Linked DNA regions of Homo sapiens: region 1 is linked to region 2. A link is a loop called in an ENCODE intact Hi-C map of the cell type or tissue named here. Cell type or tissue: heart left ventricle. All regions are shown on one strand. Each heading gives the region's core, and the rest is flanking DNA. Links, peaks and the distances in the headings are about the cores only. Region 1 overlaps B3GAT1-DT (B3GAT1 divergent transcript). Region 2 has its middle 96 kb from the start of B3GAT1-DT.

Region 1 (8,421 bases), core at 382-8,381, 50 kb after region 2:
GCAGTGCCCCGGGGAGCAAGCACTCGCATGCCCACAGCAGTACCCCAGGAAGTGGACAGCAGTGCCCCGGGGAGCAAGCACTCGCATGCCCACAGCAGTGCCCCGGGGAGCAAGCACTCACATGCCCACAGCAGTACCCCAGGAAGTGGACAGCGTGTGGGTGGAAGGGCCCCGATAACTGAGTGCTGTACTCATTGTCAGGAACTGGCTGTAGCCACCCAGGTAGTCATGGGTGAGCCTGGTGGTCAGAGCAGGCCACTCGGCTGGCGCACCCTTCAGACAGGCCAGGGCCCCTCGGGCTGCACCCTCTGAAGGTCAGGACTCGCTGTGCACTCACAGTGGGACATAGCTGAGGACCCCACTGCTTTGCCTCCGCCCCATGCCAGGCCCTGGGCAAGAAGCAGAGTCTTTCTTCTCTCTCGCCTACTCCCTTTCCCCTTTCTCCCCTTCTCCACTCCTTTCTTTCCACGAATATTTACTGGATGCTTTCTGAGTGTTAGGTATTAGACATGTCCAAGGAGGGATGCAAAGCCCTTCAGACGTGGTCTCCTCTGGTGAGACACTCCAATTCTCTCTGGGAAGACAGACATACATACAGAGAGATGTCATACAGACGGTCACAGCACATGAGTTGGATGGTGGTGCCTAGAAAGTTACAGTCATCCCTGTCCTGGGGAGAAGATGATGGAGGCTTGAAGGCAGGGGCTGCACCTTCAGATATGCCACATTGCCTGTGCACAGGGAGCCCGCATGTGGGGACGTGCAGCTGCCCCTCTCCCACACCTGAGCTAGTCCTGTTTCCCGATCCAGAATTCTTCTCATTGTCAGAGCAACACCCCCAGCTTGTCCAGCAGTGTGTTCTTGGACAATGCCTTCTCCTATCAGGACCTCAGTCTGCAGCTGTCTGAATACAGGCCACAGATGAAAACAGTCTTCCACTCAGGGTTCCTCTCCATTCGGTCTCTCTTCCTCCAGAGGACCCACATCCTTCTGCTGCCCCTGGATCCCCAAGGCCACACACTAGGGTTCCCTCCTGGCTCCCCTTCCCCAAACCTCCACCCAGGCCTGCTCTGCTTCCCGGTTCCCTATCTGCCAGGGGCACGGGGTTGAGAACCCAGCACCACCTTCGACTCTTCTCTTTTTATCCTCCCCACCACCACCTACACACACACACTGCACACGGTTGCCAAAACCATATTGAATTCTTTGGGGAAGAAGGAAGGGAGGGAGGGAGAGAGGATCTTTGGATAGTGCAATGCTTAAGAGTAAGGCTCTGATATCAGATGGCCTGGAAACAAAGATCTAACTATTTTTTTTCTTTGAGATGGAGTCTCAGTCTGTCACCCAGGCTGGAGGGCAGTGGCTCAATCTCTGCTTACTGCAACCACCGCCTCCCTAGTTCAAGTGATTCTCAGCCTCAGCCTCCCAAGTAGCTGGGATTACAGGTGTGCACTGCCATGCCAGGCTAATTTTTGTTTGTTTGTTTGTTTGTTTTAGTAGAGATGGGATTTCACCATGTTGGCCAGGCTGGTCTCAAACTCCTGACCTCAGGTGATCCACCCACCTTGGCCTCTCAAAGTGCTGGGATTACAGGCATGAGCCTCCGTGCCTGGACACAAATATCTAATTTTGGCTCTTCCACTCACTGTGACTTGGACAGCTTCACCTTTCTGCATCTCACTTTCATCATCTAAAAATGGGTTATAATTAATACCTCCGTCATTAAAGTTGTTAGGATGATCAAATGATAGCACATAAATAATAATCCACATATCACCTTGTCCAGGAAATGATCAGGAAATATCAGGGAGTGTTTTTAGGCCATTTGCAGCCAGCAAGGCACACGTTTGAATCCACACCCCATCAGTTACTAGCTGGTGAGCCTTGAGTAAGTTGCTGGTTTTCTCTCTCAGTTTTCTCCTCTCTGAAAAGAGCCATGCAAAAGATATGAGAAGGTCGGCTCTCTGAGAGTGAAGGCCGTGTCTATCCCACAAGTGGATCAAAGAAGCGCTCAATGCATATTGAGTTGGAAGAATGAACGGTGGGAATCGCCTTCACCCGACTGGCTGATTGCTACGATTAGAGTTACCAGTGTGAACTCTCTGCATATGGCAGGCACTTAGTGAGTACTACCTGAGAGTATTTCTTCTCCAAAGGCCACTTGCCGGGGCAAGCTTTCACCACGCTAGACAGCTGTAAGAGCCTCATGACTGTTCTCTGTGCTGCCATCATCAGGCCCTCTCCAATCTTACGCCACCAGATCAGCTTTTCAAAGCACATGTCAGTCTCTGGGTCAGAAACCCCAGCTGCTCCCCTAGAAGTACAGACTTCTGAATCTGGCATTCAGGAGTTCCTCAAGCCCCAAGCCTAACTGCCTCCTGTAAGGATCCTTCATTCAGTTCAACTGAACTTTATTAGGCCACTGCCTCCTCTGGAGACACACCCTCACCTTACTCACACACACGCACCCGCCCATGCACACATACCTCACTTCTGCCATTAGAATTCTGCACATCCATCAATACTTCACCCAGATGCCAGGCCCTCATCTTCAACCACCCTCTATACAACGTTCCTATTGACATGGATTTGAGTCTCCCAGTATTGTGACTAATTGGGTGCTCCGGGTAGGAGCAGAAACTGTCTTTCCACAGAACCAATTTCAGAGCCAAATAAATAGTGGGTTAAATGCATCAGGTTAAAATAACTCATGCCCATCTGGACACTTTTCTTCTTGATTCAGACTGAATCTGAATATGTCATTCCCTCTGTGTCCTGGTCCACAGCTCCGGAGCCCGGCTCACTTCTACTTAGAGCAGCTCTCTGAGTGCAGCTGGTCTAAGATGTTGCCCCTTTGGGACATCATGCCTGCACACTGGCAGGGGGCCTTCAGGATTTTAACCCGTATCGGTTAGACAGAACTTCCGGCCGGAAGGGGAGATACTCTGGATAACCCGTATCGGTTAGACAGAACTTCAGGCCGGAGGGGGAGATACTCTGGATAACCCGTATCGGTTAGACAGAACTTCCGGCCGGAGGGGGAGATACTCTGGAAAGAGGAGCTCTCCAGTGCCCCTCGAGTCCCACTGTGTGTGGGAGCTGATCCCCGCCTGAGAGTTGGCTCTCTAGGAATGGCTGGCCTCGCTGCCTTAGGCATTGGCTGCAGAAGGGCCCAGAAGCCAGAAGCCTCCTGACCACCCCCAGGGATGCTTCTCCAGCTGGGCCACACCCAACACCCCTGAGACCACGACATTGGCAGGCTTCCTATTGGCAGGATGGCCATGGGGATAGAACTCTTCCCAGAACTTTATTCTCCACTTCTGTTTCCAGACCTTTCCCCAGCCAGGGGCTTGACTGGTGAAAGGAAGCTTTGATGGAGATGGGCAATGGATTCAGGGTGGATCAGGCCCTGCTGTATTAGAATCACCAGGCACTCCCTTGGGAATGCAGATTCTGGGGTCCTGCCCAGACGTGTTCAACTACTCCTGGAATGGGGGTCCAAGGGTCACATGGCCTACAGCTTCCAGCTGATTCCTGTATTCACTACAAACCTTGAGCCCCTCTGGGCAGCCTCAGAGACCTGGGCCCCCAACACTTCTCACTGTGGTGTGTGGTGAACTTTGAGCATTTACCTTCCTGGCGTTTTTTGTTTCACACCTTGCCATCTCTAGAGATTCTTAATTTTTCTGATATAATTTTTACTCAATAGCTCTCTGATACACACTAACCAATAATCAATATTTATACAAATGCTTAGATGGGAAGCGGAGTCCTATTTGAGGGTGAGAAATGGGAAATGACATACCCAAAAAATCCTTGAGTCATTCAGCACACACCCTTGCCTGGACAGAAACATTTTTCAGCCTTTTTCAAACGTGCCTCACTCTTCTCTGCAACTTCTGCTGCCTCCTGGAATGTAGAGAAGAAACCAGCATTCAGAGAAATGTGCTCACATGGATCGATGCCTCATCCACATTACATGCTGACTGCAATCACAAAAAATGGGCCTCACCCTTCTTTTGCTGATGAAATTGAAGTTGGGGCCCATTCATGAGCATGCCCAGGTCTCACAGCAAGTATCTTTCAGAATCAAGGTTTGTGCCCACTCTGAGGCTGTGAAACCCACCTTCTTTCCCTCACCCTCCACCACCTCTTCCCCATCTCTCTGCTTGGGGGAATCCTCAGTGCCCCCCACCCACCCAGTGGCAACCCTCTGAGGGCTCTGCAGACCCCCGCAGGTGGAATCATTGCCTCTCATCTCTCTCCTCCCTGGGGACTTCTCTCTCCTCCCTGGGTACTTCTTTCTCCTCCCTGGGTACTCCCTCCCAGCAGTGGCCACCACTGTTCCTCCTTAAATGAACTTGGCTGCCTGTCTACCTCTGCCACCAGACGGAGTTCCTGGACTCCAGCCCTGCATCTTAAACAGTGCTTTTTCCCCAGACTGGAGGAGTGGCTGACCCACGAAAAGTGCTCAGTGACAGTGGAAGGAATGATGCAGACCTACACCCTTGGGCTGAGAGTGGAGGACAACTTTGCGAGCTTTTGCTGTGGCCTCTTCCAGCTCCTTTAACCCTGAAGAGGCAGGGCCCCAGGGCTCTGAGCTTAACCACCGTTCAGAACCCACACCCTAGGAGCCCAGGCTTGAGGCTGCTTGATGGGAGCTCAGCTCAGGCTCTCCGCTGGTGCATGCACTCTCCTATTTCCCTCTTCTCCACAGCCATACATAGCTTGTAAGGACCTGAATGGACATTGAATGCCTAGAATCTAGCTTCCCCTCATTATGGATTTGATTGATTCTCAACCCTTATTGTACAAAGCAACACAGGCCATTAAATAAGCATGATTTTGGAGGTCCAGCGATTGGACTCAAAGTTGGCTCTGGAACTATACAACGTGTGCCTGAACAGCCCTCAGAGCCCCAAATTCAAGTGTGGAGGGAACGGCAAAGGCATAACATCATGGCAGTTTCTCCTCCAATGACTGGTGTGGCAGGAAGGGAGGCTGACAGGCTCACAGGACAGTCTAGGGGGCACCTGACATTTTCGGGAGTTGTCTAAAGCAGGAGAAGACACAGACCTCATTAATCCCTGCAAAGGGCAGCTCAGGGACCTGGCAGCCACCTCTCACTTCTCCTTGGCTTCCCCTGTGTCTCCTGACAGTCACAGGAGTTTCATTACCATTAACAGCTCTGCAAATTGCACCATCAGCAAAATGCCCAGGTAGTTAATAAACAACTGCACAAGCAAATCCCGGTCACGGACTCTTCTCTCTGCCTCCTAATGAAAGGTGCAACTCTCTGGCATTTCTTCCAACTTCTGGATGTGAGAGGCAAATTTATCCTAAGGGCTCAGGAACAGGACCATCTCTCTAGGCTAGCTGGGAGCCCATTAAACTTGGAAAGGGAAGATCTGTGTTCCATCCCAGGCTCTGATGTCTACCAGTTATATGACCTTGCAAAACTAACTTAATTCCACTGGGTCTCAGTTACTCATCCATAAAATGGAAGCAGTAATAGTATGTACTTCACAGGGTTGTTATGAGGATCAAATGAGATCATCTATGTAATTAATGAAGTGATGGCACAAAATAAGGACTCAAGAAGAGATAGCCATTGTCATTGCTACCTGTCACATGTTCATGACCACGTTGACTCAGCCCATGTCAGGGGTATTGGGAGTTCCAGTCCATGCCCTGAAAACACAGATGAGAGAAATTGCCATTATTATTATTCTCGAGCCAGTGTCTCCCACTCCCTGAGGTCTCAAAGGCCCTCCTTCTCAAACACCCCCATCTGTCTGTTCTCTCTGCCTTCTGTTCCTATCTTTGCTGTGACTCCTCCTTCTTTGTTCTAATCCTGAATCCAGAAGCTGCCAATGCCTGCTGAAGTCCTCTAGCACTGCCTAAAGCAATGTTTTCCCACCGCGGGGATGGGGACCTGGAAGGATGGAACATTGTGACAAAGTGATCCATAAACCAGCTGCGCCCAGACGACTGCTAGGTCTGAGTGTAATCAAGCATTCAGTATGACCATGTGGCCCATTCATGGAGGCCCAGGCCACCTGGAGGCCATAGGAGCAAATGGGATCACAGCCTTAGCTCACACCAACCCCAACCAAAGCAAAGGAGCAGGGATTCACCAGCTTAGGGTCAGAAGGAAATTTGGCTGAGTCTCAAAATTAATAGGGCCCTTGTCCAGCCTGCAGTGTGGATACTGTTGTCAGAGGCCATCTCTGCTGGGGACTGAGTCAGTGTGGGATTGATTTTTAAAGCCTGACTGTCTGCTGATAGATGGTGTGATGAAATGAGAGATATAAATTGTCACGCTTTGCAATCACAGATGCTGTCACTGCAGCTGTCAGGGACTAAGAGGGCAGGCTGGCTGCTGTCATGGGGGTACCCAACCCTGGCAGATTTCCATTTGTCTGGCCAGCATTCAGGAGGACATTTCTTACATGCTAACCCCTCAGAGAAGTGACTGCCAGCAGCTTTATGGGGTGGTGCAATGGCCAGCAGGGGTAGCTCAGGGGGTGCCCTGAGCCCTCCTCCAGAACCTACCAGCCGCATGGCCTTGGGCAAGCTACTGAACCACTGTGCCATAAATCTCATCCTCAGCATAATGATGGTGGTGCTAATACTACCTCATCAGGTCATTGGTTCACAGAGCAAGCGTATGGATGTTGATGGGAGCGAAACATCCCGACTAGCAAGCCAACCCCAATAAGGCAACTCATTATCCCACAAAACACACTGCCGGAGAGAGGAAAATTCCAGGGATTTTTAACTGAATGACTCAACAAGGACAGGAAAACCTAGGTTCCTTTCACCTTCTCCCTCTGCCACTCTTCTGCTGTTGAATCTGTGCTTATGCTGGGTTCCCCATGGTTGCACTAAGCCTGCATCTGTTTTGGCTTCACATCCGGGTAGGACACGTGGAGAGGAGGAAGAGAGGCAACGTCCTGCTTTTGTCTCTTTTTTAAAACCTCTCTCTGAAGCCTCTCACCTCATGTCCACTTTTATCACATTGGCTAAGATAGCGTCCCATGCCGTTACCCTTATGTAAGGCAATGGCTTACTAGAAACGTGACCGGGACTGGCCAGCCCTGTAGGTAAGGCCAGCTTTTCTTAACACACATGGCAGTGTATCCCTGATCCAACAGAAAGAAAAGGCAACAGGCATGGGAGGTCAGCCACTGTCGGCTATGGCAGGTGAAGCACCGAGGACGCTGCCAGGCATTTGATGAGCACACATTCGATGGTAGCTCTTCAGGGCGACGTGTCCTAACTGTAACTCCGTATTATGAACGGCTAGGCTTACAGCAGATGTGACGATGTGGTTCACACCTCCCAGCTCACTCTTCTAGCAAATACACTTGCCTTCTGAAAACACAACACTGCCCTACAACTAAGCAAATTATTAAAGACTACTATTCAGGATTCATGTGATTTATTTCCAAAACTAAAGAAAGCTGCATTTATGTGAGACACACAGGTTACAGAAGTATTTAACAGAACACGAATATGTAAGCACATTTAGATAGAAATCAGACCAATTTTCAACTTTTGCTCTTTGCAGTAGATGGTAAGAATTTCTACTTTTGGGGCTGCAAAGATCCCTCCTTTCTGACTTATTGTGTGTCTTCACTGGCTCCTGTGTCCTCTGGCTTCTGCTGCAGAGCCTCCTCTACACTCAACTGCTTTCACCCGTGCCCTCAGGCCGGTTTCCATTGTCCCTAATCAAAGAGGCAGCCTGGCCAACATGCACAGGACAGCTTCCTCCCAGGGGAGGGTTTTCTTCTCCCAGCTCCATTCTGCCAGCCTCCTCAAATCTTTTTGAATATGGGTAAGTGCCCATAACTAAAAAATATAGATTCTATCCCCTGACCCCATTCAACTCTCTGAGAAGTCAAGGTAGCTTTCTCCATTTAAAAAAAAAAAAGTTTTTCACAGATACACAGGCAGAAGGAAGAAGGGCAGAGCCCATGGTTGCAGAGTCTCTGTGGCCGTCCCCTCTGGTCTGTAGTAGGCAGTGATGACAAGGTGGGGGGTCAGGCTGTAACACTGAGGCAGTATCCTCCAGAGGTGAGGCCAGCACACTCCCCAGCCCCAGGCTCAGGCCTCAGAGGCAGGCATCGGGGAGCCGGCAGCAACCCGCAGAGGGTGGAAAGGACCCTTCTTTGCAGCACGGTGCCCTTCTCACACCTGCACACAGGTGCATGGATGGAAGAGGTAGACAGTGATAGCGCCTCCTGTCCCACAGCCTCCTCAGCAGCTGTGCGGGTCCCTCTGCAACCCCTGACCACCATCCCTCAGCCAGGGTCTGAGAGGCCACTTTGAGAATCAGCTTGTTAAGCCAGAAGGTTAGATTTTATAAACCTTCTTAATATAGTTTTTACCTGCATGCAGGCTCAAATTATATCAATT
Region 2 (8,421 bases), core at 282-8,281:
ACAGGACATGCAAAGCCATGCTGTGCGTGGCCTGCGGAGCCCACAGCACCCTGCCCACGCTGCCTGTATCCTGGGTGCCGCTGCCCCACTGCACCTGCTCTGGGCCTGCCTTCTCCTCCCCTGCTCCCTACACCATGGCTGTCTGCGCCTGAACTGAGCAATTCGTAGCCACAGTGAAGGCTCTGCGGAGAGTGCGTCTCCTGGCCCAGGATGAATGCTCTCCTGTCCTGGCCACACAGGTAATGAACGCCCAGGGCCATCCAGGGAAACACTCCCTTATCTCACCCTGGCAAGCCTCCCTCTTCCTCTTTTTGAGAGATGGGCAGTGGGCCCATCTGGGAGCCGTGGCCACCCATCACAGAGCCTTCACCGGGAGTGATGGATGGAACTTTTTCTCTTTCCAAAGAGAAATTCCACAGGGTGAGCCTCTCCCCTAGGCTTTGCCTGCCTCCCTGTGAGGAAGCATGAACTGTGGGAGCTTGAAGGAAGCTGTTGTGCCAAAGTTTCCTTCCACAGATGAGGAAGAGTGGTTCAGAGAGGAAGGGCGGGCACAGGGCCACAGAGCTCCGGGCATAGAACGCCGAGCAGCACCCGCACCTCTTCACGCTGGGAGCTTGGTGCGAACCTGAGCAGTTGTAAGAGCAGCAGGAGGAGCACGGAGCCCAGTCGGAGTAGGAGGGAGCATTCCAGCCCTGCTCCGGAAGGGCCCCCCAGCAGCCTGCACCCCTCCATCCCATCCCCATGAGGCCCCTGTCCACACCTTGTGATGCTAGGAGCTGACCCAGTGTTCTGCCTCTACCGTGTAGCCATGCAACATACACACACATGTACGTACACACAGTGCACCCTGCGGTGTGAGAGACACACTTCGGATTTCTCAAGTGCTGTTATCTGAAATGCACTTTTAACCTGGCTCCCCTGCATGCACAAGACCTTCTCCACTCTGCCTGGAGCACAAGCAGGTGCTGCCAGGGATGTCGTTCATAGGGAACAGGGTCCAGGGTCAGGGCCTCGAGGCCTTCAAAGAGGTCCCAATAGACAAGAGCAGGCAGGGCCCCACACAGTGTGGGGAAGGGGGCCCCAAAGCTCTGGGACTGCCAGGCCTCAGGACATGGGCCAGTCTCTAGCCTAGAGCAAGGCATCTGCTAGAAACCGAGAGGGACCACCGGAGAAGGAAGGGATGTCTTGGGAGCAGGTGTCAGGAGCACAGGGTGCCTTCACCCCTCTGCTGCCTGGCTCCGGCCCCTCTGGAACAGGAGGTAGAGTGAGCAGAGCCCACAGGGAGCAGACAGCCCTGGCCCCCAGCTCAGCCATGCTGGTCCCCCACCATGGACCAATGGCAAATCATCTAACCTCTCTCAGAGCTACTCCCGTGCTCAATATTCCTGCGCAGACTGTTGTAATCTGGAGCAAATGCTGTTGCCCAGGCCCTGCGAAAGGGCCAGCTCTGAAGGTCACCATCTCCCGTCCTGCTCCTCAGCTAACCCACCCGTGCCCGTGTCTCAGAGGTGCTCAGAATATATTTGCTGTATGAATAAATTGACTCAGCCCAATAAGGGAACAATTCTTCAATTTCCGTGCTTCTGTTTTCTCCATCTGAACACTCGTGTCTTTCATTGGTCCTGCTAATTCCTCAGCCATTTTCTCACTGAGTACAGCATCTCCCCCACCCTCTTTATCATCCCACTTGCTAAGTCTCTCCTCTGTGTCTTCGAACTTCTCTGTTGTATTCCTTTTATTTTTATTTTTTAGAGATGGGATTTCACTCTGTCACCCAGGCTGGAGTGCAGTGGCATGATCATGGCTCACCATAGCCCTGAATTCCTGGACTCACGTGATCCTCCCGTCTCAGCCTCCCAAGTAGCTGAGACCACAGATGCCTGCCATCACACCCAGCTAATTTTTTTAAAATTTTAATTTTGTGGGCAGATGGGGTCTCGCTCTGTCTGAGAGTTAGGCTGGTCTCGAACTCCTGGCCTCAAGGATCCTCCAGCCTCAGCCTCCGAAAGTGCTAAGATTACAGGTGTGAGCTACTGCACCCAGCCTTCTGTTGTATTTCTCATCTCGTCTCCCCATGCCACAGCCTGGGTGATGTCCTCTAACCAATCTCCTCTTCACTTGTGATTTTCTTCACTGTATTTCACGAGCTGTTGAACTCACCTGTTCAGGGTTTCATTTTAGCGTTACCCATGCTATTTTCAGAGGTCCATTTTTTCAAACCTCCCTGTTCTTGTATCATAATGTCTTGTTCCCCCTTTAGGGTTTGTGCTCCTCTCAGCTCCTTAATAACCATCATTATTACTCTTCCATTGTGCCTCATTACCCTCAGCGCTTAGAGTCCGATACTCCTGCTTCTTGGGCTGCTGAGCTGAGTTCATAAAGAAACACATGGGGTCCTGCTCAAGCTGTATTGTGAGCTGGTAATCATCAAGACTTTCTTCTCAACATAACTCCTACAAGACCTAAGTGTTTTGTTGATTTATTCGCAGCACCTTGAGGTATCCCAGGCCTGAGACTGATTCGTAAGATCATTCTCTGCTTGGAACTTCTGGCCCCACCTGGAAAGTGTCAGCTCCAGCTCCAAAGCAGCTCACAACAGAGGCTCAGGACACCCCTTTCTCACCGGAGAGTTTCTCCCACCAGAATCCCAGGCGGAGCTGTGCCATCCTGCTGTATCCTGGGGATTCCCTTTCCATTTCCTTCCCTGAGGAGACTCAAGCCCTCCCGTCCCATCCCTGCATGATAAGAGTCCAAAGCTTTCACACATGCTCACGCATACACAAACATGTGCACGTATGTATGCACACACACTCATGCACAGGCACGCAGACACACATGTGTGCACACACGGTCACTGAGCATTTTCTCCTGCTCCCACAGTGCTGGCTCTTAGTGACTTTTTACTGCTGGCATCTGGGGTTTTGAAATTCTTTCTTGTGTCTTCACCTGTACATGTAAAGCATGTGTGTAAGGTCATCTATTCAACAAATCTGTAAGCTTGTTTGGGGAAAGACCCGGCCCTTGCCCCATGGGCCCTGGGGCTGGCACCAGAAGTCACACTGTGTTCTATGGGTGCAATGTGCTCTGTGTCCCTTTCAGCTGCCCACAGAGCAGGGCTTTGGCTCCCCAGGGTCTCCCAGGCCTCTTTGTTGCCATCTGATGGTCATTGAGGGGACACGAGCCCAGATCTCCCACTGTGTAGGAAGAGAATGGAGACAGGGTACACAGGGCCAGCTTGGCACAACTGTCACTTAGAACATTGGCCCTTGGGCACCCCCCACTCTCCCTGCAGCCTGAACCCCTGATCCCAGCATCAGGCCCTGGCATCCAGGGTGGTTGGCAGCCAGTCCACGACACACAGCCAAACAAAAGCAGCATGGCGGCGCACTTCGGCCCCTGCCTGGGAAACAGAGTGTGCATGCCCTCCCGGGCCGGAACCTGAGCCGACTCTGCCCGGTTACACCCTGGCCTTCAGACAGGGTCTCCTGCTGACCCTCCCCGACCTGTGGGCTGGCCCGGTGCCCTGCACGGCTGCTATCTGCCAGCCCCAAGCCTGGGGAGGATGTGCCCGCAGCGCTCGGGGCCTCCGGGCCAGCCCCTGTGCCCACAGCAGCAGCCCCTCACGGCTCTGCAGTGCAGCAGAATGGAACGTGCTTCCCAGGCAGAGCCGGTGCAGGGTCCCAGGCGGCCAAACAAGCCCCGAGAGCACTGGGCCCAAGCCACCCTCCTCCCAGGCGGCAGGAGGACTGCACAGGCCCTGCGAAAGGGCCAGCTTGGAAGGTCACCATCTCCCGTCCTGCCCCTCAGCTAATGCACCCATACCCAGGGGCAGCCCAGCCTTGCCTGGGGGAAGGGTGCCCCCTCGGCCCTGACCGCAGAGGAGCAAGCCTTGCACCCTGACTTTCTGCCCCATGGCCCACCGTGAAAATACCCTGAGAGGCACGGGGACAGTGCTCGGTTCCTCCTACACCCAACTGTTTAGAGGAGGTCTGGGCAGAGGAGAGAAGTGGGAGATGAGTGCACTCTGCTAGCCCGAGTGGTCCCTGAGACAGCCTGGAGCTGATCTGCTGATTAGCTGGATTAGCTGGAGCTAATCCGCTAATCCGCTCCCCTGCACCCAGCCTCAGCCCGGCCCTCCAGCACATGCCAGCCTGCTGGCTTGGCACACACAACCCATGTCCATCGCTTGTTCCAAAGGAGAGGAGAAAGGCCCCCCTGCCTTCCTAATTCCTCACTCCCTCCTCCCTTCCTTCCGCTGCCTCTGAGTTCATTCACCCATGGTTCATTTATTCATCAACTCTGCGAAGCCCTCTCCATGCCAGGAGAGGCCCTGGACCCTCAGGAAACAATGAGAGGTCACAGGCCTGCTTTGAAAAGCTGCAGTTCAGGAGAGAGCCAGGCACGTAAACAGACATTCCCACGGATTTGTCCTAAATGTCCCCAAAAGAAGCCCATGGGCAGGAGCCGCCAGCCAGTCTGGGAGGGGCCACCTGAGCTGGGCCTGCAGCGGTCAGGGGTGTCAGCACAGGAGGGCAGGAAGAGGGTCCGGCAGACCTGGGAGACTGGGACAGACAGTGCCGGTCACCGAGGAGGGGCTCAGGGGTGTGGACTCTCACAGCAGCCGAGGAGGGTGTACTTGGTCCCGGGAGCAATGGGGGCCAGAGAAGGGCCCTGAGTGAGGCCGCTGTAGGCGTCAGATGGGTCTTGCTGAGTGAGGCCGCTGTAGGCGTCAGATGGGTCTTGCTGAGTGAGGCCGCTGTAGGCGTCAGATGGGACTTAGCAAGGCCACTCCCCCGCAGGTGGCTGCACTGGAGGTGGGGGGCTGCAGAGGCCATGGCCTTAATCTTGGGGGTGCAGTGAGGGCCAGGACACAGGCAGAGGCTGTAGGGAAGGAAACCAGAGGGTGAGCTGAGGTCACAGAGCAGCAGAATCCAGGACCTGGCAGCCCGGGGATGTGGGGGAGAGGGAGGAGGTGAGGACGGCCCTTGGGACATGGCCAGCACTTGGTGATGGACAGCAGGAGAGGCCCAGGAAAGGCTCTTCCATGCAGCAGCGAGGCCTCTGCATGCTTCCACGCAGACCAACCCAGGCCTGCTCCCCAAGCTGGGCGCCCTCCAGCCCCCCGCCAGACCCGTGTGAGGCCAGGGCAGGACCAGGCAGGCTCTCGGCAGAGAGGATCCTCTGCAGCACCCTGGAAGGGAGGAGGGATGCAGGAGGAAAGCTCATCCATTATTAATTCCTCCTGGAGACTCTGGGGCCTCCGAAGCCAATTGCATTATTTAAAACTGGCTTAAATTTGGCCCAGAACAGAGAGCTTCATCTCTCGTTGACGGCCTCCCCCTTTCCAAGGCGGCATCCTCAGGAGAGATGCTGAGCTTCCAGTGAAGAGTCAGGCCTGCACCTCTGCTGCACAGCTTGTGCACCACCACGCACACCACATCACATCCCCTGCCCGGCTGCCAGATGCGCCCAGCCATTCAGCCCTCCTTCAGCCTCGGGGCTCACAAACAGAGTATAGGACATGCATTTCCAGTGGCCTTCGGGCAGAAATCCAAGGGATCTGAGTTTCTCTGGTTGACCACCCTAAGTTAGACAGTCCTGCCACTGTCATGGGCGTCACTGGGCAGAGGGACTGGACCGTCCCCTAGAAGCAGCAGCTCGGGTAGCTGCATCCTAAGAGGACTGAGGTCTCAGCCTGGGGAAGAAGGAAGGACAGAGCCAGGAACTGGTTGCTATGGAGATTTGTTCCCCAGCAAGGGGAGTAGTTGGGGCTAACCTTGAAGGATTTCACCATGAGAAAGAGGAAAACAGACACAGATACATACATGCGATGTGAAATCTGACCTTTCCCTGGGAGGCTGGGGAGGAGAGACCTGCCAGAATAGACACTATGCGGACGGGGAGGGAAGAGGGGAAGACAGTGGCGGTGGGGGAGGAGGGTGGGGAACGGAGGAGGGTGGGGGAGGAGGGTGGGGAACGGAGGAGGGTGGGGAACGGAGGAGGGTGGGGGAGGAGGGTGGGGAACGGAGGAGGGTGGGGGAGGAGGGTGGGGAACGGAGGAGGGTGGGGGAGGAGGGTGGGGAACGGAGGAGGGTGGGGGAGGAGGGTGGGGAACAGAGGAGGGTGGGGGAGGAGGGTGGGGAACGGAGGAGGGTGGGGAACGGAGGAGGGTGGGGAACGGAGGAGGGTGGGGAACGGAGGAGGGTGGGGAACGGAGGAGGGTGGGGAACGGAGGAGGGTGGGGAACGGAGGAGGGTGGGGGAGGAGGGTGGGGAACGGAGGAGGGTGGGGACCAAGCAGACCACACTCACTGAGTCCCTGGCGTGTGCCACTCACTGATATCAAAGCCAAGTGTGTTTATCCCATTTGGCCCTCACCTAAGCCCTGTGAAGAAGGTGCCTCTAGTCCCACTTTACAGATGAAGACACTGAGACCTTGCGGGACTTGCCCAGAGCCTCAGATCAGCCAACGCTGGGGCTGGAATCCAGGTTTCTCTGACTCTGAAACTCCTATTCATCCTCCTCCTGCGGGATCCTGCAGAACCACCCCCTGAGCCGGTCAGCTCTCTGGGAGGCAGAGGCTCCAGGCCCGCCCAACAAGCCGAGCAGACGAGACTCCTCATTCACGTGGTGCTGCTGCCCAGACCCCCACAGCCCTCCACCATCTGTGAGACGGTGCTCCCAGCCAGCATGGAGGTCTTGGGCTCTGGTCCCCACCCACATCCACAAGACATCTCCCATTCCCCACCCCGCCTCTCCACGGGCGTGCACGGCCCTGCCCCAGGGGTCTCCCCTCTCACCTGCCCTCAGCCCTAGGCTGGCTGCCCCTCTGCAGACCTCTCCTTCTTTTCGAAAGCCTCTCCCAAGTCCACCTCCAGGATCTGTCCCTGAGCTCTGTAGCTACTCTGGCTCTGCGGGAGAGCTCCGTGTGCGTGTTCACCTCTTTTCTGAGAATTCCTGCTAAGGACTCAGAGTAAGGAGGGCCGGGTGCTCACATCCGCAGGACCAGAGGAAGCCGCTGGTAGGACAGGGCTCTGCACAGTGGGGTGGTGAGCGGAGGGCAGGCCAGCCTCGGAAGAATCCAGGCAGCAGCTGCTGTGAGCTGAGGGCCTTTCCAGCCCGAGAGCCACTGCATCAGCAGCGGCTAACTTGGCCCAGGACTGCCTGCAAGGCAGGAGCTACAGACTCTGGGCCGTGTGGGCTTTGTCTTACTTGGTTTCTGCATCCTAGTTGAAACATTTAAGGCAATCTATGCCCACAGAGTATCGGGACAATGATAAGTAATCAGCGCTATTTTTCTAGATAAAAGATGAACTGCCCTGGGATCCCCAAGGCCTGGAGTCTCAGAGGCACCAGAGCTGTCCCAGAGGCCTTGTTGCTCTCATCAAAGCCTTTGTGTCATCCACAGAGTTCAGTTCTCACCTGGGCTCAGCGCTTGAGATCTGGAAACTTGTGTTTCAAGGGACAGAAGCAAGCTACAGTGTGGCCGTAAGTTCCGAAAGCACAGGTAACGGTAGGTAGTAAATGGCTTTGATATTACAGCACAAGATAGACTGGATGGTGACACAGGCTATGCTCTAGGTGTTTTCTTGCATTCACGATGTGTAGTACAGGGCGCAGCGCAGAATTGCAAGGAGCACGTTGCAACCTGGTGAACCTCCCCAACACCACTGCACGTGCATCTGTGAGACATTGCCACATACGATTCGGGTCACCTCTTTTCAAAAATATATTTGTGCCTATACCATTCCAGAAGAAATCCTCAAGGGGGTTAAGAACTGGGGGCATCCAGCCTCCTCTACCCTGCCACTACCCAATCCAGGCTGGGACTTCTCCATCCTCCAGCCGCCCGCAGTCTCTGGCCCCTCTGCTGTGGTGTGTGGCCCTCAGACTTGAGCAGAGACATCCTGAGCGGCCTCTCCCTAGCCTGTCCAGTGCAGGGGAGTAGTGACGGGCCACTAAACATGGCCACATAAAGGAATAGACAGCTATGTTTCTGCAACTAACGGCCACATCACAGCTCAGTCCAAGGGGGAATTGATTTACTTAGTATCAAGTTGTAGAAAGGGAAAGGCCAGAAGGGTAGATGCGGCCTCAGCGGGGGCTGCATGCAAGGCTTGATTCAGATCTCTCTCCCCATCTCTCTCCCTCTTCCTCCCTGTCTCTTCCTGTCTGTCTCCCTCTCTCTGTCTCTGTCTCTCTCTCACACACACACACACACACAGCTTCTTGCTCCCTGTGGGCCAGCTGTTGTCCCTGCGAGGCTGCACCCTGGCAGCACATCCTCACACACCCAGAGCAGACAGCAGAGAAGCCTCTTCCACCAGCTCTGGTTAGAAAATGCCAAGGGAGGCCTGGGATTGGTCCCAGACTGGTTCACTCTTGTCCCTGGATGGGTCAGGCCAGGCAGGAGCGGGGGCAC

The links. Hi-C counts contacts between places; a loop is a spot of excess contacts. Peaks named below come from ENCODE experiments on the same cell type or tissue, not always from the same donor. Only the 100,000 strongest peaks of a DNase experiment are listed, where the experiment ranks them.
Region 1: it touches region 2 in a loop (5-fold over the local background); 1 of 110 quality-filtered maps calls a loop at or near these places.

The regions. Positions count from the first base shown.
Region 1 is chr11:134,478,115-134,486,535 of GRCh38, reverse strand. It overlaps B3GAT1-DT (B3GAT1 divergent transcript), which reads right to left. Exons shown (of 6, transcript NR_033852.1): 4 at 5,625-5,691; 5 at 3,806-3,909. Among named protein-coding and RNA genes, the nearest start is that of B3GAT1-DT, 46 kb to the right of the region's middle. In heart left ventricle, for the core only: no CTCF peak of the experiment used is centred there; no DNase peak of the experiment used is centred there; H3K27me3 peaks cover 7,480 bases.
Region 2 is chr11:134,528,071-134,536,491 of GRCh38, reverse strand. No RefSeq gene overlaps it. Among named protein-coding and RNA genes, the nearest start is that of B3GAT1-DT, 96 kb to the right of the region's middle. RefSeq lists an enhancer at 1-55. In heart left ventricle, for the core only: no CTCF peak of the experiment used is centred there; a DNase peak (open chromatin) is centred at 5,014; H3K27me3 peaks cover 6,550 bases.